Regions from separate parts of the Homo sapiens genome. Here region 2 is linked to region 1. A link is a loop called in an ENCODE intact Hi-C map of the cell type or tissue named here. Cell type or tissue: B cell. All regions are shown on one strand. Each heading gives the region's core, and the rest is flanking DNA. Links, peaks and the distances in the headings are about the cores only. Region 1 overlaps GPR173 (G protein-coupled receptor 173). Region 2 overlaps IQSEC2 (IQ motif and Sec7 domain ArfGEF 2).

What was found. Hi-C counts contacts between places; a loop is a spot of excess contacts. Peaks named below come from ENCODE experiments on the same cell type or tissue, not always from the same donor. Only the 100,000 strongest peaks of a DNase experiment are listed, where the experiment ranks them.
Region 2: it touches region 1 in a loop (5-fold over the local background); 3 of 110 quality-filtered maps call a loop at or near these places.

The regions. Positions count from the first base shown.
Region 1 is chrX:53,064,168-53,078,741 of GRCh38, reverse strand. GPR173 (G protein-coupled receptor 173) reads right to left here. Exons shown (of 2, transcript NM_018969.6): 2 at 1-2,217. The coding sequence starts at 2,120. The coding sequence ends at 999. Among named protein-coding and RNA genes, the nearest start is that of TSPYL2, 11 kb to the left of the region's middle. RefSeq lists enhancers at 1,093-1,152, 6,756-7,257. In B cell, for the core only: a CTCF peak has its summit at 7,046 (motif pointing left); DNase peaks (open chromatin) are centred at 6,181 and 6,861; H3K4me3 peaks cover 1,193 bases; H3K27ac peaks cover 1,308 bases.
Region 2 is chrX:53,304,660-53,319,233 of GRCh38, reverse strand. All of the region lies in intron 1 of IQSEC2 (IQ motif and Sec7 domain ArfGEF 2), which reads left to right. Among named protein-coding and RNA genes, the nearest start is that of IQSEC2, 9.4 kb to the left of the region's middle. RefSeq lists silencers at 1,489-1,588, 1,599-1,648. In B cell, for the core only: CTCF peaks have their summits at 1,386 and 1,587 (motif pointing left); a DNase peak (open chromatin) is centred at 1,563; H3K27me3 peaks cover 1,283 bases.

The DNA of each region.
Region 1 (14,574 bases), core at 5,493-7,992:
TGAAATCAGCTCTGACCCAAGTCTCTGTGGTCCAGCTACTCTGGGGAGTTCAGCTCCCTCCTTACACTTTCCTGGTGGGCTGCTCCTGCCTGTATGGCACCCACATCAGTCCTAGTGGGGCTGGAGTGGATTTCCATCCTCAGGAAGAAGAGTTGGGGGCTGGGGATCCTGAAGGCAGCGTGAGAGAATGTGACCAAGTGTGGGTCTCTTCAGTTCGAGGAGTTCAGCTCACATCTTACTCTTCACCTAACCTGGGCCCATCCTTGGGGCCCTTCTCCCTACTCCCTTGACTTCTCCAACAGATGCACAAGAACCATTTGGGAGGTCTGGACATGGTGGGGAGGGAGAAGAGACTGGGCTTGGGGCAAGGGTTGGCCTAAAACAACATTGCACATGACATAGTAATTAAACATCCCTGCTCCCTGGGAACCCAGCACCCCCTTTGGTCCCTCTTGTCAGCAGCCTTGGACCACTTTCTCCCTAAACATCCAGGCCTTGCTAAAGGACTTGGAAGGGGAGGGTGCATGGGAGCAGAGGGGGCAAAAGAGCTCTGGAAGTCTATTTTACAGGACAAATTCCCCCTTCTGGACAGTGTCAGAAGGAGAGACATTAAAGTAAGAAAGCCTGTCTCCTCAGCTGTTAGTAGAAAAACCTGCATTCTCAGTGTTCTTTTCTTTTTCTGAATTGTCACTTCTGAGAGAGAGAGAGAGAGAGAGAGAGAGACAGAGAGAGAGAGAGAGAGAATGAGATTGTAGAAGTGGAGAAGGAGGCAGCGGAGACAGGCCCCACAAAACTAAATATGCCTCTTTCCCAGTCCCTCGCCCAGTCCTCCATCCTTGGGAGGTGTTGGCAAAGGTGCCTAGATTACAGGTGGTTCGAGGGGCTGGGGCTGGAGCTCAGAAAGGAGGACTCCTGTATGGGCCCCTACCCCTCCCTTGCTGTTGGCCCCATCACGGTGGCCATGACCTTCTCTCTGCCTGTCTGCCTACCAGCCTGCTTCACATGACACAGTAGGGTTCTCTGGGAGCCGGGGCACCTCCTGTGCCCCAGCAGGGGGCGTGAGTCCTCAGGCACTTCTTGAGGTCCTTGTTGAGCAGGAAGCAGACAATTGGGTTGACGGCAGCCTGGGCGAAGCTCATCCAAACAGCAGTGGCCAGGTAGCGGTGGGGCACAGCACAGGCTTTCACAAACACTCGCCAGTAGCAGGCCACGATGTAGGGTGACCAGAGGAGCAGAAAGAGCAGTGTGATCGCGTAGAACATGCGGCCCAGCTGCTTTTCACCCTTGACCTCGTCCATGCCCAGTAGCCGCCGGCTGGCTGCATGCCCATTCTGCCGGATACCCAGCAGGGTTGGTGGCATGGGCCCACGGCCAAAGCCGGCGATCCAGTTGGCAGCAGCCTGGCCGGTGGCCCCGGGACCATGGAATGTCCAGTTCTGGCTGATGGCTGGCACCATCTGCACTGGCTTCATCTTGCGGTGACGATACTCGAAGAGGAGCAGCTTGCCGTAGACAGCATGGGTAGCTGCCATGAGCACAGCCAACATAAGCATGAAGCCCAGCGTGTCATTGGCCTTGAAGTAGCGATGCTCAAAGATGCACTGGTCCTCCTCCCGAATAAACTTGTAGGTGCCCACGTCAAAGACAGGTGGGAAGGCCATGGCCACAGACAGGGTCCAGGCCATGCAGATGACAGCCGCGCATGTCCAGAGTGTCATGCGCTTGGCGTAGAAGCGGTGGTGGGCGATGGCCATGTAGCGGGTGACGCTGATGCAGAACAGCATGAAGGCCGCATGGAAGCAAAAGAGCACGGCCATAAAGGCCACAATCTTGCAGCTGAGTGCACTGAAGGTCCATGAAGAGCCGTGGCGCACAGAAGCCAGCACAAAGGGGAAGCAGACGGCAGAGCGTATGCCATCGGCCAGGCACAGGTCCAGCAGGAAGTAGTAAGGAGCCTTGTGCAGGGCACGCTCCTTGAGCACCAGCAGGGACAAGATGGCGTTACCCGCCAGGCTCACGCACATAATCAGTCCCAGCAGTACCAGCTTCACATAAGCTGATGCGGACGGTGGGGACAGAGCGCCGCTCACCTCCTCAGGCTCTCCGGTAGTGTTGGCCATACTGAGGGTCAGGGGCTACTGCCAACCCTAGGGGGTCAGCCAGTCCGGTACTCGATGGGCCCGGGGGGGCTCCATGAGTTGTCCTGCTACATTGCACCTGCAAATGGGAATGAGCGGGGGAGACACAGACACAGAGAGACAGAGAGATGAGGGCAAGAGAGAGACAGAGAGATGAGGGCAAGAGAGAGACAGGCAGAAAAACACAACAGGCGTGCAGAGACAAAGTGGGAAAGAGAGAGAGAGAGAGATAGAACAAAGAGATAGAAAAGTGGCCACCGATATAAATGGATTGAGATTGACACAGAAATGGAGGGGATGAGAAAGAGCGAGGAGAGAGAAAGAGGGGAGAGAGAGAGAGACAGACAGGAGACCATGAGAAACAGATGGAAAGGAAAGATGAGGAAGAAACAGAAAGGGTAGGGTTAGTGTGTCTACGAGCCCTCCCCAATTATGCCCTGGCTGGTGCCAGGCCCTGCCCCTGGGCCACTCCTGCTCCTACCCGCTCCTTGTCAGGTGAGGATGCTGCATTTCTTTGGATGTCTTTGGTTACCTGTTTCCTCCACTGGTGGATCTGTGGGGCAGGGATGTTGGTGCAGCTCTTCTCCCCTTTTGCAAAGCTCTAAGGTTGTGTTCAGACTTTTTTTTACTGCCACCCACAGTAAAAAAATACATTTTACATCACAACCCGCTACACATACATGCACGCACACACACAGCTCAACCAAAAGTTTCACAAAACAGTACTGAACCTGTATGCAATGTACCCCATTCATTTTTATTCTCTTTCATGTGTTCTTAAAATGCTGGTACCACTCACTTAATAGATTTCTTTATTCATGATGAGGAATGTGTTTAGTGTGCTTGAGGAACAGCAGGAAGACGAGTGAGGCAGGAACGGTGAGAGCAAGGGAGACAGTGGTGGAAGGTGAAGTCGCAGAGATGCCTTGGGGCCAGATTGTGTAGGGTTGTGGGCCACGATGAGGACTTTGGTTTTTATTTTAGGTGAGGAGGCAAGTATGTGTGAATATAAACATGTAGGGATGCTTGTGCATATTCATTCATACACTGAAAAAATATTTATCAAGCATCTGTGTGCCAGGCACTGTTCTAGGTATTGGGGATACAGCTGTGAACTACACAGATAAAGATCCCGGCCCTTGTGGAACCGACATTCTAGATAACAAAGAAGAGACACGGGTGAAGTATAGTATGTCAGATGATGACAAGTTCCTAAGAATAAACATAAAGGAGGGAAGGAAGATAGGAAGTGCTAGGGGTGGGGAAGATGCTGCAGTTTTAGATGAGGTGGACAGGGGAGGCTTCACGGAGGAAGTGTCATCTGAGCACAGACCTAAGGGAGGTGAGAGAGTGAGTCATGCGGATATCTCGGGGAAGAGAAGTCCAGGCAGGGGGAACGGCCAGAGCAAAGGCCCTGAGGTGGGACTCTACATGGCATATTTGAGGAAGAGCAAGGAAGCCACTGTGGGTGGAACACAGTGAGTCAGGGGAATGTGGTGGCAGGTGAGGTCAGAAAGGTGGTGAGGTCAGATCAGGGAGGCCGTGGCGAGAACTTTTTCCTCTGAATGAGATGGGAGTCACGGGAGGATTCTGAGCAGAGGCCAGATGTGGTATGATCTAGGATGGAACAGAATCCCGCTTGCCGTTGTGAAGAGCAGGGGTCATGTGGGGTGTATTAAAAGTAGGGAGACTACTCAGAGGCCCCTGCAGCAATCCAGGTGACAGATAATGCCCCCTCCATGCCACTCTCCCTATTTTGCCTCCTAGAATTTCTCTCTTCTAACACACTATATATTTATATATATATAATTTTATAATATAAAAATTTATATATAAATTATATATATTTATATATAATTATATTTATATATAAATACAAATAAATAAATATAAATATATATTTATATATTTATTTATAATATTTATAAATAAATATATATAAATCTATATTTATAGTTATTTATAAATAAATATATATAAATCTATATTTATAGTTATTTATAAATAAATATATATAAATCTATATTTATAGTTATTTATAAATAAATATATATAAATCTATATTTATAGTTATTTATAAATAAATATATATAAATCTATATTTATAGTTATTTATAAATAAATATATATAAATCTATATTTATAGTTATTTATAAATAAATATATATAAATCTATATAGTTATTTATATATAAATATAAATATATATTTATATATATTTATATATTTATTTATAAATAAATATAAATATATATAAATATATATAAATATACATTTATATATAAATATATATGAATGTATATTTATATATATTTATATGTAAATGTATATTTATATATGAATAAATATAAATGTATATTTATATATATTTCTATATGAATAAATATAAATGTATATTTATATATATTTCTATATGAATAAATATACATGTATATTTATATATATTTCTATATGAATAAATATACATGTATATTTATATATATTTATATAAATGTATATTTATATATTTATATATAAATAAATATACATGTATATTTATATATTTATAAATATATATTTATATTTATATATTTATATATAAATATATATTTATGTATAATATATATTTATGTATATTTATATATAAATATAAATATATATTTATATATAAATATACATAAATATATATTTATATTTATATATAAATATATATTTATATATATATAAATAAATATAAATATATATATAATTATATATAAAATATATAAATTTATATATATAAAATTATATATACAAACTTTTTTATATATATAAAATTTTTTAAATATATAAAAATTATATATATATAATTTTATATATATAATTTACTTTTAAATTTTAGTTTATTGCCTGCCTTGTCCTGTCAGAATGAAAGCTCCACAAAGGCAGGAGTTAAAGACTCACTGACTCTCCTCTGAAAGAACACTACATAGCACATCATGGTAGGCTCTCAGTGACAATATATCAAATGAATTGATTGAGGGATTAAATGGGCTGGGGCTGTGGGTCAGAGAGGGTGCCCTGGAGACATCCAGGCAGGATTAGCTACAACAGCAGCCTGGGGGGTACATCTGGTGGTGAGAGCAGCGCAGCAAAGCTGCAGGAAAGAGGAGAGCTCCGGGAGTGTGGGGATGTGACCAGGTAACAGCACAGGTCCCAGAGGGAAGGCAGTGAGGCAATTGGGCAGAAACTGGGGAAACTCAGGATGATTGTTGGGGCTGGGCTGGGATTAGGGGGTGGAACTTGAGTGGATGTCTTCCTACTCCCTCCCTCCCAGGAAAAGTCTCCCCTCTGCATGGTTTTCCAGCTCAATCCAGCCTGGCCTGCCACAGCCACCTGGTGCCCGGCCTTTTTTTTTTTTTTTTAGACAGTCTCCCTCTGTTGCCCAGGCTGGAGTGCAGTGGCAGAATCTCAGCTCACTGCAACCTCCGGCTACCGGATTCAAGTGATTCTTGTGCCTCAGCCTCCCGAGTAGCCGGAATTACAAGCACACGCACCACCACACCCGGCTAATTTTTGTATTTTTAGTAGAGACAGGGTTTTGTGATGCTAGCCAGGCTGGTCTCCAACTTGTAACCTCAAATGATTCGCCCGCCTTGGCCTCCCAAATTGTTGGGATTACAGGTATGAGCCACTGCGCCCGAGCCAGGCTTTTTAATGGCACCCTGAAATCTCAGAGCCCATGACAGGAGGCCAAACTAGTACTTAGAAAGTGCTAGGGCAGGGGCTGAGCAGAAATGGGGTTGGTGGGCTCCCTTTCAGCCCTTCAAGGCCTGACAGCCCCCTCAGACTGTGGAACAGCCCGCAGCTGGGTGAATGTAAACACACACACACTTACTCTCTTTCTCTCTCTCTCTTTCTCTTTCTCTCTCCTTTACCTTGAGGGGAGGCAGAGGGAAAGGGATAGAGACAGACAGAGACTGAATGTAAGAGAGAGGCCAGAGAGACACAGAGAGAGAGAAGGAGAGAGAGGTGTGTGTGACAGAGACAGACGGAGACACAGGAGGGAGAAAGAGACAGAGAGAGAAACAGAGAAAGGGGAGAGAGATCCTTACATACAGAGAGGAAGAGAGAGACAAAAAGGGGAAGAAGGGTGAAAATGAGAGTGAGAAAAAAGAGACAGAGGCACACACAGAAACCAGCATGCCAGACAGAGAAGGGAGAGAAATAGAGAGAGAGAGAGAGAGAGAGAGCAAGAGAGAGAAAAGGAGAGCAGGGAGAGGGAGAGGGCTAACGCCAGGAAAGAAAGAAAAATAGAGACGGGGTGGGGTGGGGCAGAGATAAGAGAGGGTAGCTGGAGAGAGATAGAGAGAGAGACAGAAATAAAGATGGAGATAGAGAGGGAGACACGGAGAGCCACGCTAAGACCGAGAAGGTGGATAATGCGTAGCCCTGAGTCTCAGTGAAAACAAAAGCTAAAGATAAAACAAAACCCCCCACATCCCCCCCAAACAATAGCAGCAAACAAACACAACCCTGGGAAAGCTCGGGACATTTTACAAACAAGTGAGGAGAGGGTTTTCCTCCGCAGACTGGCAGCTGCAGCCCGGGCCCAGCTGAGGCTCAAGACGCGTGCAAACACAGAACACACGCACACCTGCTCGAGCCCAGACACGTGCACACCCCATCCCCCCATAAACGGTCTACTGCTGTGGACACCCTCAGACAGCAACCCGCTCTTGCATGAGGAACGCGTGCGCACGCATGCAACACACATACACACACACACTCACACATACGCACACGCACTCACACACATATGCACACACGCACACGGAGGCAGAGGTACATCTTGTACTCTGCCGTGTTCACACAGGTACACAGTGTACCCTCTCCGAGCGCCAGCGCTTCGTCCTCAACAAAGGCGTTACTGCCCTCTAGGGGACATTTTGGAAATTTGTGTAGGAGCATTTTTGATGGCCACAGTGCTGGGGTGTAGGGTGTCCTTCTGACATTTAGGAGTCGGGGAGGATGTTGGCCATCCAGTAATATGGGGGAGAGTCCCACGCAGCCAACATGTCCCGCATCCTCTAGGACTTTGGACTTTTAAGTAAGTGAACTTAGAATCTATTTCACAGATAAACACCATTTTTTTTCTCTTGATTTTAACATACCCCGAATTATCCAGGAACGTGGCTGTCATGTAAGTAAAGAGGAGGCTGCACTTTGGTTTGGGATGAGCTTTCCTTAGAGTTGTTGACTATTTTAGAAAATCTCACCTCCAAGGCCTGTGCCTGTCATTTTCCTGCACGTCCTGCCTCTGATGTTTCCCCTTCTCCTAAATCCATAGTTACCCAGTATAAGACATTGGGGGCCGGGCACAGTGGCTCACGCCTGTAATCCCAGCACTTTCAGAAGCGGAGGTGGGCGGATCACCTGAGGCACGGAGTTCGAGACCAGCCTGACCAACATGGAGAAACCCCGTCTCCACTAAAAATAAAAAAATACAAAATTAACAGGGCGTGGTGGCACATGCCTGTAATCCCAGCTACTGGGGAGGCTGAGGCAGGAGAATCACTTGAACCCGGGAGGTGGAGGTTGTGGTGAGCTGAGATTGCGCCATTGCACTCCAGCCTGGACAACAAGAGCGAAACTCCATCTAAAAAAAAAAAAAAAAGACATTGGGAGCCTCTAATCACTTCCTTGAATCTCCTGGGGAGTGTCATGCCCAAGCATTTACATATTGAAATACAAATCGTTTTCTTATAAATCATTTTTCTTTTATTTCTTATTTGTATTATAGTTAATACAAAATGGATATTGTATAAAATATGGATTTTCTTTTTAAATTACATGTGCAGAGGGCCAGGCGTGGTGGCTCACACCAGTAATCCCAGCACTTTGGAAGACTGAGGCGGGTGGATCGCCTGAGGTCAGGGGTTTGAGACCAGCCTGGCCAACATGGTGAAACTCTGTCTCTACTAAAAATACAAAATTAGCTGGGCGTGGTGGCACGAACCTGTAATCCCAGCTACTCGGGAGGCTGAGGCAGGAGAATCACTTGAACCCAGAAGGTGGAGGTTGCAGTGAGCCGAGATAGTGCCATTGCACTCCAGCCTGGGTAACAAGAGTGAAACTCCATCTCAAAAAAAAATTACATATGCAGAGAGATTATATTCCTAAGAACTTCATTTCCAGACAGTAAAGGGGTGTTACAAAATATCTGTTATGTACAAGAGGGCACTGGATATGAGAGGGCTGAGAATTGTTCACATACACAGACACACTCAGATACACACTCACACACATGCAATGGTCCACAAAACCACCTTTGTAACTCCCCTAACACACACATGGATGAACGAGATCTCAAACACTGACAGATAGGTACACACAAGCAAACTTACCCACATATACTTTCATTCACACAGACATATATATACTCATTGACCCAATATAGCTGATGATTCAAATCCTCCCACATATTCAGACACAACACAGATATACACAAAGTTGTATATTAATATTGTCACATAGATAAACACTGTCACGATATTAACACTCAAAGTTACTTACATATGCCAGCAGGCTGACACGCACTTGAACCCTACCATGTGTGTGTATACACACACACATACACACACAGGTATAGTACATAGAATCCCCCTCAGAGACCTATAGATATATATGCACCCAGAAAAAAGCAGGCAAGTAAAAAACTGCCCACATATACACACACATGCTCTAACACAAAGAGACAGATTCAAACTCTCTCACATAGATTAGGTGTGCTCACCAACACAAATATGTATATCCTGGTATATGTACACACACACACCCATTCACATATACACTCCCACCCATGAACAGACTTATAACAGCTCCAACACACACACACAAAGGCACACTCATACACTTTAGCAATACGCAAACAAACACAAAGATAAAAATTGCATATTGTACATATACAGACACACACAAAGACAAGTACACATGGGCAAACATGTGTACACATATAAACTTGCTCACACACAGATACACTTAACTGACATACACATCCTGCAACAGGTATACCGCTGGAGCCAAACCTGCTCATGTGCAGAGACCAGCTAACTCTTGCACTTGTAAGTGGACAAACGAGCAGAGCTGCCCAGCTGGTAGGCTCCTACCACAGCAGAGGGCTAGAGCAAGAATGGCTCCAGAGCAACCATGTGCAAAGAGAGGTGGTAACTGTTTTCATCACTTCCCGTTGAAACATTCCAGATAGTATGATTATTACTTTGCTAGTTTATCATCAGTGAGGTTTTGGAGTTTGGCCTATACCTATGTGGACAATGTTTGTTTTTGTTTTCTTTTCTGTTTTTTTTTTTTTTTAAGAGAAAAGGTCGGCTGGGCACGGTGGCTCACGCCTGTAATCCTAACACTGTGGGAGGCTGAGGCGGGATGATCACTTGAGGCCAGGAGTTGGAGACCAGCCCGGCTAACATGGTGAAACCCTGTCTCTAGTAAAAATACAAAAATTAGCTGGGCGTAGTGGTGCATGCCTGTAATCCCAGCTACTCCGGAGGCTGAGGCAGGAGACTCGCTTGAACCTGAGAGGTGGAGATTGCAGTGAGTGAGCTGAGATCATGCCACTGCACTCCAGCTTGGGTGACAGAGTGAGACTCTGTCTCAAAAAAAAAAAAAAAAAAAAAGAGACAAGGTCTCGCTCAGTCACCCAGGCTGGAGTGCGGTGGTGTAATCATAGCTCACTGCAGCCTCAAACTCCTGAGCTCGAACAATCCTTCTGCCTCAGGCCCCGAAGATGCTGGGATTACAAGCCTGAGCCATCACGCCTAGCCTTCATTTATGAAAAATATTTATTTATTTATTTATTTATTTATACAGGGTCTCGCTCTGTTACCCAGGCTGGAGTGCAGTGGCATGAACCTCAACCTCCTAGGCTCAAGCAATCCTCCTACCTCAGCCTTCAGAGTAGCTGGGACTACAGGGATGTGCCACCATGCCTGGCTAATTTTTTAAGGTTTTTTTTTGGTAGAGATGCAGTCTCACTATGTTGCCCAGGCTAGTCTCAAATTCTTGGGCTCAAGAAGTCCTCCTGCCTCAGCCTCCCAAAGTCTTGGGATTACAGGCATGAACTATTGCACCCCGCCTATTTTTCTTTTAATTTGATTTTCTTCTTATTTTTCCTCAAGTTTCTTTCTTCTACAAAAATAGGAGGGCTGTCTTATCACCAAGAAACAGAGAAAAAATAGAAGCATTGTATGATTGTTGCTATGTGGACTATTATATAGTATAGTATTAGGTGTTTCTAAAGAGAACAGTATTATTTTATTTTTCTGATTGTTACTTTTTTATAAAAAAGTTTTATTATAGAGTATTTCAAACATTAAAAAGTAAAGAGAATACTGTAATGAATCTCAGTGGATCCATTGCCCAGACTTACCAATTACCAACTCATAGCTAGTCTCATTCTGCCTATAACCCTACCCACTTCCCTCACTCCCAGTATTCTGAAGCATATCTGTTATATCATTTCATCCTTAAGTATTTCAGTATCTACTCCTAAAAGGTCAAGACTCTTTTAAAAATATTACGACAATATCATTTTTATCATTTCTTGGTTTATTGATTGATTTACTTGTGATTGGTATTTGATACTAAAAATTAACCAAATCTGATTCCTGGTGGGATTTCATACTTACTATCTTTTGTTTTTACATAAAAATATTTGTCAATAAATGAATGAAGCCCAACAATAGTTTAATTGAGTTGCTTTATGACTTTGTTTCAGAGTGCTGCTTTCTTTTTTTTTTTTTTTTTGAGATGGAGTCTCGCTCTGTCGCCCAGGCGGGAGTGCAGTGGCACGATCTCGGCTCACTGCAAGCTCTGCCTCCCAGGTTCACGCCATTCTCCTGCCTCAGCCTCCCGAGTAGCTGGGACTACAGGCACCTGCCACCATGCCCGGCTAATTTTTTGTATTTTAGTAGAGACGGGGTTTCACTGTGTTAGCCAGGATGGTCTTGATCTCCTGACCTCGTGATCCGCCCGCCTCGACCTCCCAAAGTGCTGGGATTACAGGCGTGAGCCACCGCGCCCCGCCAGAGTGTTGCTTTCTTAAGAATGCAGAGAAAAATCAGTTTTCAGAACTCACAGAGGTCTGCTGACCCCTTCAATAGAAAGATTTGGAATTTTTAAAGCATCTGGCAGTGCAAATTGAGAAACTGGGATCTTTTATGAGATGGGTTAGAATATTTTTAGCTGGAGCTCAACCGGCTAGTGACAGGGTTGTATGATTAACAAGTAAAGCTAAGATGCCCCTCCCAGTAGAATCTCACAGGTTAGCGGTGTGCAGGGAAATTGTGTACACTATTTTTAAGACCAATGAGGTAAAGGGAATAGGAAAGGGGCCATGTTCAATTATTGCTGTTAGGAGATACACTGGTGACAGGTCAAAGGGCATTGAGATGACACTAACTTAGATGTTCAATCAGAAAGGTTTTCATTTTCTACCCATGCATCTATGGGTGTTGACATTGCATAGTTTACAGTACTAGTTAGAAACTTGAAGAGAAGTACAAGAAGCACCAACATAAACTAAGTTTGAAATATTCAAAGTGATACATGAATACTTTGAAATACTGTGGAAACTCCATAAGTCTGTGGACAGATGCTGCTGTTTACAACAGCAGTTTGTTTGGAAAACTCTGAGATTCATTTACTGAGGAGCCCTCACCTGTAAGTTTGTCTATAGGTCTCATTTCCACAGTAAATTATGCCAGATGAATGTAATTAAATCCAAGACATTTCCCACCTGCCTTTCAGCTTTCTGTAAGGAACTGGGATCAGTACACCCTTCCGTGTTGTTTTAAACCCAAATGTGTAGAGATTTGGTAAAAATAATAGTAATAATAATAATAATGAGGTAAAAGAAACATGGCAACATTTCTTTGTGAATGCTTCTCATTTTTCAGATTTTTTTTTTTTGAGTCTCGCTGTTGCCCAGGCTGGAGTGCAGTAGTGCAATCTCAGCTCACTGCAACCTCCGCCTCCTGGGTTCAAGCGATTCTCCTGCCTCTGCCTCCCAAGTAGCTGGGACTACAGGCGCACACTGCCATGCCCAGCTAATTTTTCTTTTTTTTGTATTTTTAGTAGAGACGGGGTTTTACCATGTTGCCCAGGCTGATTTCGAACTTCTGAGCTCAGGCACAGATTTTATGTTTACTGGCTTCAACAAATGGCTTTTTTTGCACACGAATAAAGTTACATAAAAAATGTTAAAGACACTAAAGAATAGCGTGAAGACTACTGACAGAGTTTATGGATTCGAAGCAAAACTTCAACTTAGGAAATGTGAAGTCAAGTATGGTTCCCTGGGTGATGTTTACTTGGTGTTGCAATTTGAATACTAAAGAAGACTTATTAGGGTAAGTAGAGCAATGTCTGCATTCACTTAGGGGAAAAGCTTCATCATTATTTTAAGATACACAAAATGAAAATTTTCTGTTGCATTCAATTTGTGAGCATTTATTTATTTATTTATTTTGGAAACAGGGTCTCACTCTGTCACCCAGGCTGGAGTGCAGTGAGGTGATCATGGCTCACTGCAGCCTCAACCTCCCAGGCTCAAGCAATCCTCCCACCTCAGCCTCCTGAATAGCTGGGATCACAGGCACGCGCCACCATGCCCGGCTAATTTTTGTATTTTTGGTAGAGACAGGGTTTCGTCACGTTGCCCAGGTTGGTCTCAAACTCCTGGGCTCAAGCAATCCTCCCACCTCAGCTTCCCAAAGTGCTGGTATTACAGGCATGAGCCACCGCACCTGGCCTGCATTTGTTACAAGAAATTTCATATTTGATTGAAAGAAAAGAAAGAGATGCTACATTTAAAAAAGAATCCTCCCTTTGAAGCACAAAATTCAAACACTACAAATTATCCAAATTCTGAATATTTGTCGAGAAACGAGTTTTAACCCACTAAAAAATACTCTTTGACCATTTGCTGCAACTTACTTAGGCTAGCAATTTCCTGTTGATGGTGACTACCAAAAGATAGAAAAGATCACGCAGCTATTTCAAGCACAAAACCTTAGTCTCTGCCTGGCCATGACAAGAACAAGAGAATTATAAAAGGGAGGTGGAAAAGGAAGGCACGAATAAGCAGTTGTTCCATTTCTTAAGAAAGGTGGGTATGGTGTGAAAGCACCAGCCATACTCAACACTAGTAACTGCACCTGATGCTTCTGAGAAACCAAAATGTTATCTGATGACCCCAAAGCTTGTGTTTTTGAGGTCAGCTCTGCTGACCTGTAGAATCATGCAGCTACATTTCATACATTCAAGCTAATTACTGAGGGCATTAGGTCAAACATTGGGTTGTGTGTGAGCAATCTCCATGGAATGTGTCTTACCTTCAACAACATGCTTTCCAAGATCAAAAACTGGCAGGCCACAATAGAAGTTTATATCTGTGTCAAAACTACCAATTGTTATTTACTTCATTTCCTTTGTTTGAGCTTTTACCAAGAAACACAATAACTTGATGTAGAAGATCTATGCTCAGCACCAGTGGATTTGCCAAGTCAAGATTAAAATGACCATAAATGAATCAAAGGACCATAAAATAAATCAAACCACTTATGACTTGATCAGAAGTGGGCATGGATGTTGACCACTACAAATTCACATTAGTGAATTTAAAAGTTATGGTCTGCTATGGTTTGAATGTGTCCCCTAAAGTTCATGTGTTAAAAACTTAATCCCCAATGCAACAGTGTTGACAGGTGGGACCTTTAAGAGGTAATGAGGTTATGAGGACTCTTCCCTCATAAATGGATTAATGCTGTTATCACAGGAGTGGGTTGGTTATCACAGAAACGGGTTCCTGATAAAAGGATGAGTTCTACCCACTTCCCTTCTCTCTTTGTCACGTGCACATGCTCTCTTGCCCTTTTGCCTTCCACCATGGGATGATGCAGCAAGAAGGCTCTCACCAGATGTAGCCACATGATCTTGGACAGCCCAGCCTCCAGAATGATAAGAAATAAAATAAAATCTCTGTTCCTTTTTTTTTTTGAGACAGAGTCTTGCTCTGTCACCCAGGCTGGAGTGCAGTGGCATGATCTAGGCTTGCTGCAACCTCTGCCTCCCGGTTTCAAGTGATTTTTGTGCCTCAGCCTCCCAAGTAGCTGGGACTACAGGGGCCTGCCACCAGGATGCCCAGCTAATTTTTGTATTTTTAGTAGAGATGCAGTTTCACCATGTTGGCCAGGCTAGTCTTGAACTCCTGACCTCAAGCAATCCTCCCGCCTTGGCCTACCAAAGCGCTGGGATTACATGTGTGAGCCACTGCGCCTAGCCTAAAATCTCTGTTCTTTACAAATTACCCAGTCTCAAATATTGTTATAGTAGCGCGAAATGGACTAAGAAGATTGGTGCCAAGAATGGGGTTGTTGCTATAATGCCTGAAAATGTGGAAG
Region 2 (14,574 bases), core at 271-2,770, 250 kb before region 1:
GGTCCTACCATGTGCCACAACCAGTGGAGTGTCTCTTGGAGGCTGGGCTGGGGGTGGGGAAACCTTCTGCCTCAGGAAATCTGCCGGGAGACAGCTCTCTGCAACTCCCCCGTGGTGAGGCAGCAGGCTGGGGTGCTGGGTTGAGATGGCTGGGCCCCAGGAGCAGCAGCTGTAGCTTGAGGGCTCGGCTGGGCTCCACTGCAGCACACCCTAAGCTGAATTTTAGTGTGGACTGCCCCTGAGGAGTCTGGGGGCAAAGGAAATGGGCTTTCCTGCCCAGGCAGGGCTGCTGCGAGCTCAGTCCGGGAGGACCGACTGTGTGCCTTGGGGCGCCACACTGGAAGAGGGACAGAGGTAGACCAAGGTCCATTCAGGGAGGGTCATGGTGGGCCGGGGGCAGAGGAAGACTGCATGGGGTATGGTCGAGCCTGGCTGCAGAAGACTTTTCTAGAGGGGTCAGGCCTGTGACAGAGGGAGCGGACTCATTATGTGTGGCTTCAGTGAGCAGAACCCGAAACAGTGGGAACATTTGAGATAGATTAGGAAGAACTTTCCAACCTGGCATTCTGGTGGTGCAGTGGACTGCCTCGAGAGGTGGAGGTGGGAGCTGGATGGACCTGGAGCTCTCAGCGGAGCTCGGGTGGGAGTCTGGGAGAACTGGAGGAAGCATGATTCCTGAATCAGGTAGAAAGCCCAGTGAAATGACCTGGGTCGTCCCCAGTTATGGGATTCCATGACTCTGGCTCTCCACCCTGCAGACATTGGTCTGAATCTCTTGGCTGACTGGTTGCCTGTTTGCTCCTGAGCTCCATGTTTCTGCTATCCGTGCAGGCCTACCTCTTGGTCCTTCCCTCTTTTTGTGAACCCCCCCAGGTTGCTTGTTGCGTTTCCTTGCTTTGCATTTCCTACTGGATTAATAAAGGGGTTTAGGTAGTACTTTAAGTTTCTCTCCTGACCATATATTAACTATTTGCACACCCATTATTACCTCTTTTTGACTTCACAACAAGCCTTCTGCAGTGAGTGTTGGCAACTGCATTTTAGAGATGGGGAAACTGAGGCTCCAAGATGAAGGGACCTCACTCAAGGTTACCCTACTAGTTGCTAATGGAGCTGGGACTAGAACCCAAGTCTTCCTGTCTCCAAGGCCTGGTATTTTTTTCTCTAGAGCTCTCCAACCCACAGGAGTCTCTTAGCCTCAGGACCTGGCCTGGCACTGAGCTAGGAGAGGCCAGGAGAGCCTTAGGTCTCTAGAGGATTTGAGCAGGAGGAGATGAGTCTGGGATGAGTGGGGAGTTGACAGCGGCAGGGAAGAAGGCTCTGTCTCCCTCCTTTCCACTCTCCCTCCTGGCCTGGCATCAGGAGGGCCTGTTGATGCAGTAGCCATTGCTGTCACTGCTGCTGCTGCAAGCGACTCCCCTGCTAGGTCTGTTCTGGGTTTGTAAGGAGTGGGTGAGAAGCCGCTGGAAGCGAGGGCAGGCAGGGTGGGAGTTTAGCAGCAGAGGCTGCAGCATTGGGGGAGGCTAGGTAGAGCGGGTACAGGCTGGGCTCTCTTGGTCCCCAGGCTCCCCCTGGTGGAGGAAGAGGGGAGAGTGGTGCCTGGGCCGAGCTGCAGCTTGTTGGGGGGGCCCCGCTGTGCCTAGGGACTTTCTTTAGTCCTCCCAATGATCCCGTGCTTCTGTCACCACGATCCACATTTTACAGCAGAAGAAACTGGGGGATCAGAGAAGTGAAGCCCACCAGAGCTTACATTACTCATAAGACAGACTCCCAATCCTGTGAACTTTCCCTCTACTGCATTGGACATCAGCTGTCATGTCCACCCCCATCCATGTCATCCACCCAGGATTCCCATATCCTCCTGCACCGTCCCCTCTGGACAGGTTCCAGGATGCCAGTATCCCTTCTGCTGTGCTCAGGGTGTGGCCTTTCTAGTGCAGATAGAGTGAGATGCGTCCCTGTCTCCTTTTGGTCCTGGGTCCTCTGTACGCGAAGGTTTTGTTTGCTTGCTTTTTAGTCGTTGGTCCTGACTAATGCTCAGGTCTTTTTACCTGGAATTGTCCACATACCCCCCCAAGCCTGGTTGATTAGAGAATAGCTCTGCTTTTGTTGTTGATCTTGGCTTGGCCCCCTTGCAGTCCTGCCACCTAGAGTGATATATAGGAGTGCTAGGGGCCCCTGCTGAGTTGCTCCACGCTGAAGAGCTGCGTTTCCCACGCTCTTTGCATGGGCCCAGCTCCGGCTCTGCTGTAGGCGGTGGTGGGCTGAAGCTGGTATGGTGGCAACTCTCCTTCCTTTACCCCCACCCCCATCCACCCTGCAAGCTGGCTTACACTTGGAGATAGCAACTAGAGGGGCTGGCCTGGTGGTGTTTTTTTTCTTTTTCTTTTTTTTTTTTTTTTGGTTTTGGTTTGTTTTTGGGACAGGGGTCTTGCTCTGCTGCTCAGGCTGGAGTGCAGTGTTGCGAACATAGCTTACTCAAGTGAGTTCAGGAGTTTGAGGCTGCAGTGAGCAATAATTGCAAAAAAGGAACACCAGGCTGGCCCTTCTAGTTGCTATCCGCCCAATTCTTTTAAGCAGAGACGGGGTCTCTCTGTGTTGCCCAGACTGGTCTCAAACTCCTGGGCTCAAGCGGTCCTCCCTCCTTGGCGTCCCAAAGTGCTGAGCCACCACGCCCGGCCCAACGTGGTATTCTTGACAGCTAGGGCAGTGTATGGTCTACCACATGCTGTCGTCTGCTTGCAGTGGGATGTCAGCATGCTCCCCGCAGGGGCTAAGGCCACTGAGAGACAGCACGTGAGACAGTGAGCCCAGGGAGAGGCTCAGGGAAGTCTCTCCTTTGGGGTCTTGGGTACTTTTCCCAGGGGGTGTCTCTCCTTCCCAGGAGGGAAAACCATTTATCTTCCCTCCCACTGTGTTGTGAGCATTATCTTCGTGTGGGAGGAAATGGTAATGTTGAATTTAATGAGAATGAGAGTCTTGCTTCTCTATCTAGATCTGGGGCAAGAATGGGGTTGTTATCATCTACAAACATTTCTTGGCTGTGTGCACAGCGCAGGAGGGGCCACGAGGCTGAGCAAACACTGCACTCTTAGCGCTTGCAGAACCCCTGCTCCCCTCCATCCAGGGAGACAGGGTTGCAGGCCTAGCCATGCCATAGAGGCAACACTCAGGACAAAATGAGTGGCAAGAATGGTGAGGAGTGGAAGTTCTCAGAGGAAGGAGGGATCAGGCCAGGCCAGGCTGCTGTTTGAGTACCTGGGCGGTGGGTGAGGGATGAGGGGTATGGAAGGAATGTGAGTGGTCCCTTCATGGAGGTGGCAGCTGGGAGGAAGACGTCAGACCAGACTTGCTGCCTGCCCTTTCCTCATCTGTCCCACCCCTGCCTACCAAGGTCTCTGAATTTGCTGGGCGCAGAGTAAAGGCCTGGAGCATGGGGAAGAGGCCACACGTGTACCGAGTGAGTCTCAGCCTTCTGCCAGGCCCCACGCTATGTGACTTTATGTAATAATAGCTAACATTTTTTCACTGCTCTTACTGTGTGCTAAGCACTATTTGTTCTAAGCGCTTTCCATGTATTAATTCATTCAATCTCCACATGAATCCTCTCGTGTAGATATTGTTATTAACTCCATTTTACAGATGAGGAAACTGAGGCCCAGAAAGGTTGGATAGCATACCCAGGATCACTCAATGAATAAGTGGCAGAACTGTGAAGGAGCTGGAGGAGCCCAGGGAGTTGGGCTTCAGGGTCCGCAGTGTTCTAACCCACCCTGGAGCACTACTTCTTACCTCATTTGCACAGAGCCCCTGTCAGATGGGTGTGTTCGTTTGTTTGTTTGTTTTATGAGTTTCACTCTTGTTGCCCAGACTGAAGTGCAATGGCACACTCTTGACTCACTGCAACCTCCACCTCCTGGGCTCAAGCAATTCTCATGCCTCAGCTTCCCGAGTAGCTGGGATTACAAACACGTGCCACCACCCCCGACTAATTTTTGTATTTTTAGTAGAGACGGGGTTTCACCATGTTGGTCAGGCTGGTCTCGAACTCCTGACCTCAGGTGATCCGCCCACCTCTGCCTCCCAAAGTGCTGGGATTACAGGCATGAGCCACTGCGCCCAGCCTATTATCTTCATTTTTTCAGACAAGGAAACAAGGATCAGAGAGGTACAGTGACCTGCCCGAGGTTATTCAGGCAGATGGAGCCCAGAACTGTCTGGCTTCCAAACCTATGGTACACCGCTGCCTCCCGCAGGTGGGCTTTAAAGACATCAGAGCTACTCCAGGTATGTGGCTCTAGCTTCCTCCAACAGAGCTCCCAGGACCCCTGCTCTAGGCAGGCTCCCTCTCACCATCACCCCCTGAATTTTGGCCATGGTCTCCTAGTAGATTGCCCCTCCTGCTCTCTCTCCATCAAGCCTCTGATGAGGTGCAGCCAGACCATGTTCTGCAGTCCAGCTCCAGTAGTTTCACTCTCTCTTTGGCCTGAGAACTCCTCCGCCTGCCCTGCATGGTCTTCTTAGGATCTGTCCCCAGTTTGCCTTTTTCCTCTCGTCTTTGTACAGACTATGCTCCAGCCAGGCTGACCCGTGTGCCCCCCTGGTTAGCCCACTCAGGCCTTCTGCTAGCCTCTAGGTCTTTGCTCATGTTGTTCCCTTCTCTTGGGCTGCTGTACCCAGTTCCCAGGCTGGACTCAGCTGTTACCTCTCCTATGTCTGTTTGCTGGTGTCTCTGATGTTTGGTCTATCCTTGACCCTCTCAATGAGCACATTGCCCCTTTTTATTCCTTCATGGTTGTTTACATCTCATGTCCCCTCTGTTAGACTGAGACCCCCTTCAGATTTACATTTAACTGACATATACTGAGTGCATTTTGTGTGTCAGGTTCTGTGTTAGGTGCTGTGGGCATGAGTGAAGGAGCTAAAAGCTTGGAAACACATAGCACAGCACATAGTAGCTGCTTAATAAATACTGAGTAGATAAATGAATGTCTGATTGAGTCCTGCTGAACTAATAGCCAAAGGTACCTAATTTTTTCTTCCTTCCAGGACTCCTGTAGTAAGAAATGACAACTTCAGAATTCTCTTGGGGTAGGCACAGTAGCTCCCAGCACTTTGGGAGGTCAAGGCGGGAGGATCACTTGTGCCAGGGAGGTTGAGGTTACAGTGAACTATGATTGTGCCACTGCACTCCAGCCTGGGCAACAAATTGAGATCCCATCCCTAAGGAAAAATAAATTCTTTTGGCTTTTCTGTGGCTTTTTTCTCATGCTCCCTGGAGCCATTTTGGCCTTTGCTGTCTCTTCTCACGCTCACCAGCCTTCCGATTCATAGAATGTCAAGGTAGCAGACTTGGACGAGACTTTGGAGACATTTAGACCAATCTGCTGATCATTATCTCTCCCTGCCATGTCAGGCTGTGGTCCTGACCCTCGATGCCAAGTCTTCTGTTCTGAAAGGAGCAAAGAGGCCTGCACAGGACCTGTGTGCAGTTCACTCAGCCCAGTGGGAAGTTGCTTATTTATCCATCAAACCTTTCTTGAGCTCAGACCCTGAGCTGGACATGGTATCTCAGGGTTGACATAAGACTTGGCCCCTCTGCCTCACTCACTGCAGTGTTCCCTGGCAGGATCATAAACATTGGTCATGGGGAAGAATGCTTAGTAAGTGACTTACTTCCTCTTTTGGGGAAGCTCGTTTAGGGCAACATAATTTGCCAGTTACTATAACTTCCTCATGGTATTTGGTTTCTCTCCAAGCCTGCCTGTTGGAAGCATTTACACGGGGAAGCCCATTCCCCAGTGCTTAGTAGCTGAAGCTCTCTGGGACCTTAGCATTCAGAGAAAGTGTGGTGCCATGGAAGGACTTTGTGTAACTCTAGGCAAATCACTTCACTTTCAGAGCCTCAGTTTTCTCAAGTAGTAAATAGGAATAAAACTGTATTTTCTGATGCATGAGATTCATGTTGCCAGCCCCCTACCTCCCTCAAAAAAATTGTATCAGAAAATTTCCTGGCTGCCTGGCATACCGTACATCAAGGTCCTGATCAGGCTGGAAAGCTGAGAATGGAAAATAATACATGAGACTGCCCTGCCCCCTAGAGGCGGAATGTGGCAAACACACAACAATGCAAAGACCGATGCATCGCATCCCTTTCAAAACAAAGATGACAAGCCAGAGCTACACGGCTGATCAGGATTATTCCTCCAACATTTTAGATGTAAATGTATCACTATCATCACCTAATAGGTACCATTTCACTAATGTTTCACTAGTGCATTTCGTTGGAGCGATGTGATTTTTATACCTTTTTAAAGGAGTGATAGGACTGCATATCCAGGCCCTGTGATTTCCTGCTGGATTCCAGGATACAGCATACTGCATTCACCTGAATAAAACCAATATTTTCCTTCATATAACCACTTTAGAATTATTGTCATTATATCTGTGATGAAAAGTACCTAACTTGGCTCTTCCCCCACATTTTCTTATAAATCTGAGAGGCATCTCTCACAACTGTATATCTGATATGCCAGCCAATTCATAAACAACCCATCTCATTGTGATGGTTGTGAAAATTAAATAAGATGACGTAGGTGAAGCGCTGAGCACACAGTATGTGTTTACTCAGCGATAGCCATTATTATTAATAATAACTCTGTAAAGCTCTGTGCTGTGGGAGGACAGGAGGAGAAACCATGTGGCAGCTCACCACATTTCAGAGAGAGAGGTCAGTCCAGTGAACATTGCATGCCAGGATGTGCCATGCCTTGTGCCATCACAGGCAGAGAATTCTATGATTAGTATATAGTTCCTGGCTTCAAGGTGCTCATAATTGGGTGGAGAAGGTGGTGGTGGAAATAGACGATTGCAGTGTGCTATCCAGTGTGTCATGCCAGAGGGGAGCACAGGGGGCCACAGGTGCTCAAAGGAGAGACATCACCCTGGACTGTCAGGGAAGGCTTACTGGAGGAGGTGATACCTGAGCTGAGGCTTGGAGGATGAGTTTGAGTTAGCTAGGTGAAGAAGGACAGCATGTGGGTTGGTGGGAATTGGGGGCAAAAGGGAGGTTAAGGCAGAGGGGCCAGCATGAGCAAACACACAGAGGTATGGGCCCAGCAGGATATGTGTATGGGGAGGTTTTTTGTTTGTTTGTTTTGTTTTTTTATGAGTTCAGTACAAACTAGAGCACAAACAGAGAGACTCGCAGGGGAGTCTGGAGGGTTGGCCGGCTCACATCTTGAGGACACTTCACTAGCAGCGTCAGGAGCTTTCTGCTGTTTTGTTTTTGTGTTGTTTTTGTTTTTATTTTTTTGAGACGGAGTTTTGCTCTTTCGCCCAGGCTGGAGTGAAGTGGCGTGATCTCAGCTCACTGCAGCCTCTTCCCCGCCCCAGGTTCAAGCAATTCTCCTGCCTCAGCCTCCCGAGTAGCTGGGATTACAGGCGTGTGCCACTATGCCTGGCTAATTTTTGTATTTTTAGTAGAGACAGGGTTTTGCCATATTGGCCAGGCTGGTCTCAAACTCCTGACCTCAGGTGAGCCACCTGCCCTGGCCTCCCAAAGTACTAGGATTACAGGCATGAGCCACCATGCCTGGCCAAGTAGCATTTTAAACTGGGGGAGAGGTGCTTATTGTGGTGTGGGAGAACATGTCAAGAGCCACGTTTTGGAGAGATCCCCCTAGAGGGCAGTTTGGAAGATAGATTGGAGGGTATCCAGGGAGGAGGCTGGTACAGCAGTCTAGATGAGAGATGATCAGGCCTGTGCTTGGGCAGTGGGAGTAGAGATAACCTATGTGGGGAGAAAGATGATGATGGAGGGGAGCGCAGCCTGCTCTGGAAGCTCAGAGGAGTGGCAGCGTTCATGACCAGTAGGGTTTTAATAATACCAGCATAGAAATCAAGAAATCACAAGTTGGAAGGACTCTGACAAATCATCCAACTGAAGCTATTCATTTTACAGATGAAAAGACTGAGGCCCAGAGAGAGAAAGGACTTGTATAAGGCCAGTCAGGGTGTGAGCAGAAAAGAGAACGCTGATTAGAAGAGTCACCCTAGTATGAATGCCAGCATTCAGAGCATCTTTTCTTTTCTTTTCTTTTTTTTTTTTTTGAGATGGAGTCTCTCGTTCTGTCACCCAGGCTGGAGTGCAATGGCGCGATCTCGGCTCACTGCAACCTCCGCCTCCTGGGTTCAAGGGATTCTCCTGCCTCAGCCTCCCGAGTAGCTGGGATTACAGGCATGCACCACCACACCCAGCTAATTTTGTATTTTTAGTAGAGACAGGGTTTCTCCATGTTGGTCAGGCTAGTCTCGAACTCCCGACCTCAGGTGATCCGCCCACCTCGGCCTCCCAAAATGTTGGGATTACAGGTGTGAGCCACTGCGCCCAGTGCATCTTTTCTTAAATGTGCTGTTCTCTTTCTCCCCCTAGCTCAGGCCCAGCCTTCTTTCTGCTGTTTTTTGTCTTACGTGGCTTCATTTACTGTAACTGAGGCAGCTCAGAGGCAGTTTCTGGCCTGACAGCCAGGTCTCTCATCCCTGTTTTTCTGTTTTCATGGAAGAGGGTGGACCTGTGTCTGTCTTTAGTATATCCCCATTACCTTGGGCTGGGCAGCTCTACCCCGGGTGTCTTTGTTTTGAGGCTCGATGATATGATACATAAAGAACGAGCTTTGGAGACAGACAGACCTGGATTTGAATCTATGTTCCACCCCAACCCGCAGGATGGCCTCAGCTAGGTCATTTTACCTTTTCTGAATTTTAGTTTTTCTGTAAAATGGGATAACAATGCCTATTATGCCTATTTCTCAAGTTTTTTGTTTGTTTGTTTGCTTGCTTGCTTGTTTTGAGACAGGGTCTCTTTCTATCAGCCAGGCTGGAGAACAGTGGTGCGATCACAGCTCACTGCAGCCTCGACATCCTGGGTTCAAGTGATCCTCCTACCTCAGCCTCCCAAGTTGCTTGGACCACAGACATGCACTACCATGACCGGCTAATTTTTTTTGTAGAGACAGAGTCTCCCTCTGTTGCCTGGGCTGGTCTTGAACTCTTAGGCTCAAGCAATCCTCCCACTTCGGCCCCCTAAAGTGCAGGGATTATAAGCGTGAGCCACCATGCCTGGCATATTTCTCAAGGTTAGCCAAGGTAATTTCGATGGCATTCCCTGATACTGTAGGTGCTCCGTAAATAGATAATTTCGATGGCATTCCCTGATACTGTAGGTGCTCCGTAAATAGTCATTTTTCTTCTCTTTCATGAAATCTCCCATGGACAATGACTTAACGAATCAAAGCTTTGCTTCCCCTGAAAACTGGTATATTTCTTCCTTCCTAATGTGAGGCTGTCATAGCTCATTGTATCTTCCTTTTTGCCTCAGCCACCAGTTAATTTGAAGCATAGCTCTAGCATCTTTGTTGATTTCTTTTTTGGACTTATTTTCGAGTTCAATTTCTATTCTGTGTTCTTGGAGTAAGCACCCTCAAATCCTTTGTGACTCAAGCAGGTATAAATAACTAATGGGTGTAAATAGTTGAATGAAAGTAAGGCTGAAGAGGCTGGACTGGCGATGGTGGGATTTGAAGAGGACCAGAGGTGGAGCAGGCTGGGGCAGCCAAGACAGTATCTGTGTGGATGGCTGTGAGGAACCAAGGGGTTAGTTAGGAGGGGCCAACCCGTCACCCGCCTCTCTTACCTCCTGTTCTCAAAAGAAGCATAGATATTGGAGAACAGGACCTCATGTCACCCAGAATCATCAGCCTGCCCATTTCATATTTACAGTGTGGAAGCCAGAGTTCTAAAGAAAGAGAAGGGCTTGTTTTGACAAACTAAATCAAAGCAATGCACATGCACAATTTTCAAAAGGCAAAGTAGTACATAAGGACTCATGTAGTAAAAAACTGACGTCTTCCTATCCCCTGCTTCTCAGCCCCAGATGCAACCACTTTTCCCATTTAGTTCTTCTGGCGGTAACTTCATATCTCTAAATAACGTGCTTGAATGGGTATTTCCTATTTATCAACTTTAAACATTATCTTGACTTTTTCCTACCATGACAAAATAATTTAGCTTATTTACAACAGCTGACTCTTTCTCAACACTCCTTCCCACTTTTTTTTTTTTTTTTTTTTGAGACAGGGTCTTGCTCAGTGGTCCAGGCTGGAGTACAATGGTGTGATCACAGCTCACTATGACCTCAAACTCCTGAACTCAGGCAATCTTCCTGCCTCAGTCTCCTGAGTAGTTAGGACCACAGGTGCATGCCACTACACCTGGCAAAGTTTTATTTATTTTTTTTTTTTAGAGACGGGGTCTCGCTATGTTGCCCAGTTAGGTCTCGAGCTCCTAGGCTCAAGTGATCCTCATCCTTCGGTCTTCCAGAGTGCTGGGATTGCAGGGGTGAGCCACTGCGCCCGGCCCCTCCCAGATTTTGAGAGTTTTATTATTGTGTGGGCTCCTCTATTAGTTACCTTTGTAACTTTATTAAGTACTATTTTAAACTGACTTCTTATTTCATCAGTTTTCCACAGCATCTCTTGACCACGTACTTTGTAAGACATAGTTATTAGTGCCATCCTTCCCTCCATCTCTCCTTCCCCTCTTCCACCTCCCAGTCTCTATGTTCTGTACTTGTGTATCTAGCAATGTAGATTACATTTGCATTCTATTCTGTAAAAATAATTATGTTTTCAATGCTTTATCTAGAGAGATTGATTATAAAAATTACCTGGCAGTACACTGTTTATGTGATTATGACTATGTCACTATTAGTCATCGCAGGGCCAAATAGTGTACTGTAATTATACCTCATTACTCACAGTTACACAACCTTTGTACTCCCAGGATTGTTTTAAAACTTCATACCGAAATATAATATGAATACAGAAAAGTGCTCATATCAGAAGTGATATGACCATATCACAAGTGATATAGTCACTTTTTACAAACCAAACACCTAGGTAACCAGCATTCAGAACAAGGTCTGTTTTTTATTCACCCTGAATAGTACTCAAGCAGCCCTTTCAGTTTGAAGGACTAAGTCTCTTCTTTTTTTTTTTTTTTTTTTTTTTTGAGATGGAGTCTCGCTCTGTCGCCTAGGCTGGAGTGCGGTGGCGTGATCTTGGCTCACTGCAACCTCTGCCTCCCGGGTTCAAGCGATTCTCCCATCTCAGCCTCTCTAGTAGCTGGGACTACAGGTGCCCACCACTATGCCCGGCTAATGTTTGTATTTTCAGTAGAGATGGAGTTTTGAACTCCTGACCTCAGGTGATCCACTCACCTCAGCCTCCCAAAGTGCTGGGATTATAGGCATGAGCCGCCGTGCCCGGCCTTTTTTTTTTTTTTTTTTTAGACAGGGCCTCACTCTGTTGCATAGGGTGGAGTGCAGTGGCTCAACCTCCACCTGCTGGATTCAAGTGATTCTCCTGCCTCAGCCTCCCGAATAGCTGGGATTACAGGTGTGCACTGCCACGCCTGGCTAATTTGTATTTTTAGTAGAGATGGGGTTTCACCATGTTGGCCAGGTTAGTCTCGAACCCCTGACCTCAAGTGACCTGCCCACCTTGGCCTCCCAAAGTGCTGGGATTACAGGCGTGAGCCACCATACCTGGCCCTCTCCTTATGTTATTTCTTTGATCATTCCCTTCCCTTAATTTGCTCTGTTTTCTTGTTTGGGAATGTCTCTTAGTTGGGTGTTGAACTTCCTGTAGGCTGTTGATCCTGTAGGCTGCTTACCTTTTCTCTCATACTTTCTATTTTATGGTATGTGAATAAGTTAATAGAAAGTCTGACTGAGCCAGGCGTGGTGGCTCATGCCTGTAATCCCAGCACTTTGGGAGGCTGAGGCGGGAGGATCGCTTGAGCCCAGAAGTTCGAGACCAGCCTGGGCAATATGATAACATGATGAAACCCTGTCTCTACAAAAAAAAAAAAAAAAAAAGAAAGAAAGAAAGAAAAAGAAAAAGAAAAAAAAAGAAAGTCTGACTGAGTGGTGAGCTGCCTATGTATCCAGGCTTGCTTGTCCACTCACTGGCTTCATTTTGGCGAGCTGGCAGGGAGTTGGTTGTTATAATCCCCAAAGGCCAGAATGAATAGCACTTTATTTTGGGGGCACCAACATGCCACTAGGTGTCTTGACTCATCCTAGATAGTTTAATTCCTTTAGCAAGCAGCCCTCTGATACTTTGCCTACGGGTGAATGCCAGGCGGCCTGTGTTCTAGGTCTGGGGGTTGGGGTGGCAGGGAAGGAAGGATGTCATATACTTACCTTCCATTTATCCCTGTGTCCAGTGCCGTGGTTCCTCCTACCCTCTCTTGCAGCTACCATCTCCAAGTCTGGAGTCTCTCTGGGCCTCTGCTGGCCTGACTGTCTCCCTCCTCAGCTGCAAGCCCCTAAGTGGTGTTCCTGGATCTTCCTCAACTGTGAACACCCTGCTGTTTGTTTTTTTGCTTCCAGAAATTTGTTGAAATCTCTCACCCACTGATCTCACCCTCTCCCATCCTCCTCCCTGTTATGAGTTCATACTTTATTTTATTCCTTCACTTTCATTATGGTGGGGTCCTGGGAGAGAGAGGAGATAAACATTTATGCCCTTGAGGTGGAAACTAAGGCGAAAGCTACTTTAAAAAATGGTTGTTTTGCTTTTTCAACCCAGACTGAAACTGGAAACTATTAGTAGGCCCCCCACATAGCCAAGCCTGGATGACCTCATTTGGGGTCATCCAAGCTGTGTTGCTTCTGGCCCCAGCCCTTATCATAAGCATTCCTCCATTGGCCTCCAGAGCACCCCTTTCCTCAACCTCTGCTGCCTAGACCATGGAGTCAAGCGAGCCCTCAGCCGAGGAACCGGACACCTGGGTTCTGATCCCAGCCCTGCCCCTGCCTCCCTCTGGACCCCTGGGCCAGCCCCTCCACCTCTCTGGGTGCCCTCTCTGTGGCTTGAGAGGCTCTCCGTCTGCTGTAAGCTGGGCTTTGCCGGGATTGGCTGGGTGCTTGGAGGGCAGCCCAGCCTCTTTGTCCAGGCGGTGGGAGCAAGTGGGCCAGAGATGGGCCCCAAGCACTCGGGGGGGCTTGGAGGCTGAGCTGAGGCTTCTGCAACAGCAGGCTGTGCTAGCTGCTCCCCCTTCCGCCCACTCTTTCCCATCATGGCTGAACCTCTATCTCTCTGCCTCCAGCAGAGAGAGGAGAGAAGGCAGGGCTAGAGAGCTAGTTCTGTTTTCCTTTGCTTCTTCTCTCTCTCTGTCATTGTAGTACCCAGCTGATCTGTGCTACAATACCTGTGCCTAACCGCACCTTCCTTTTTTGGTGTTCCCCCTTTCCGTCCTTGAATGATTGTCTCTTCTAGAAGCGCTCCTTGAGTGTTCATGGGGTGGGGGGCTTTGGGCTGCACTGTGTGGTGGGGAGACAGGAGACAGATGAGGGAGAGGGGCCAAGCTTGCAGGCTGGAATGGGAGATGAAGTGCCACTTGGCTCTGGGATGACAGAAGGAAGCAGCAGCTGTAGCAGTTAAAAGCATTGGTTTTGGAATCAGACAAACCTAGACTTGAATCTCGGCTCTACTACTTATTAGCTGTGTGAGTCTGGGTAAGTCACATTGCTCCTCCGTACCTCAGTGACTGCATCCATACAATGAGAAGAACTACTTTGCACAACAGTTATGAAGACTGTGCAAAGTAGTAGGTACAACTGTGGACCACTGTAGGTGCAACTAAATAGTAACTTTATGGCTGGGCATGGTGGCTCATGTCTGTACTCCCAGCACTTTGGGAGGCCAAGGCAGGATTGCTTGAGGCCAGGAGTTTGAGACCAGCCTGGGCAACATAGCAAGACCCCATCTCTACAAAAAATGAAAAAATTAGCTGGGCGTGGTGGTGTATGCCTGTAGTCTTAGCTACTCGGGAGACTGAGAGCAGAAGATTACTTGAGCCCAGAAGTTCAAGGATGTAGTGAGCTATGATCATGCCACGGCACTCCAGCCTGGGTGACAGAATGAGACCCTGTCTAAAAAAATAAATAAGGCCGGGCGTGGTGGGTCACACTTGTAATCCTAGCACTTTGGGAGGCTGAGGCAGGTGGATCACTTGAGGCCAGGAGTTCGAGACCAGCCTGGCCAATATGGTGATACTCCATCTCTACTAAAAATACAAAAATTAGCTGGATGTGGTGGTGCACACCTGTAATCCCAGCTACTCGGGAGGCTGGGGCACGAGAATCACTTGAACCTGGGAGACAGAAGTTGCAGTGAGCCGAGATTGCACCACTGTACTCCAGCCTGGGTGACAGAGTGAGACTCTGTCTCAAAAAATAAAAAATAAGAAAAATAAATAGTAACTTTATGATTATTTGGATTATTATAAGGCAGAATATGCTAAGGCCCAAATAAAGTCTGCTTATTACTTTATTATGATTATATAACATATAGTATTTGCTTATGATTGAAAGGAGCATGAGGTTAGGGAAGGTATTCTCTAAGGAGGCAGCTTTTGACCTCATCACTCCTTGGATCAAGCCTCCCAGGGGCTCCCTGGCAACTACAGAATGAGGTTCACGCTGTGCTGCCTGGTATTCAAGGCTCT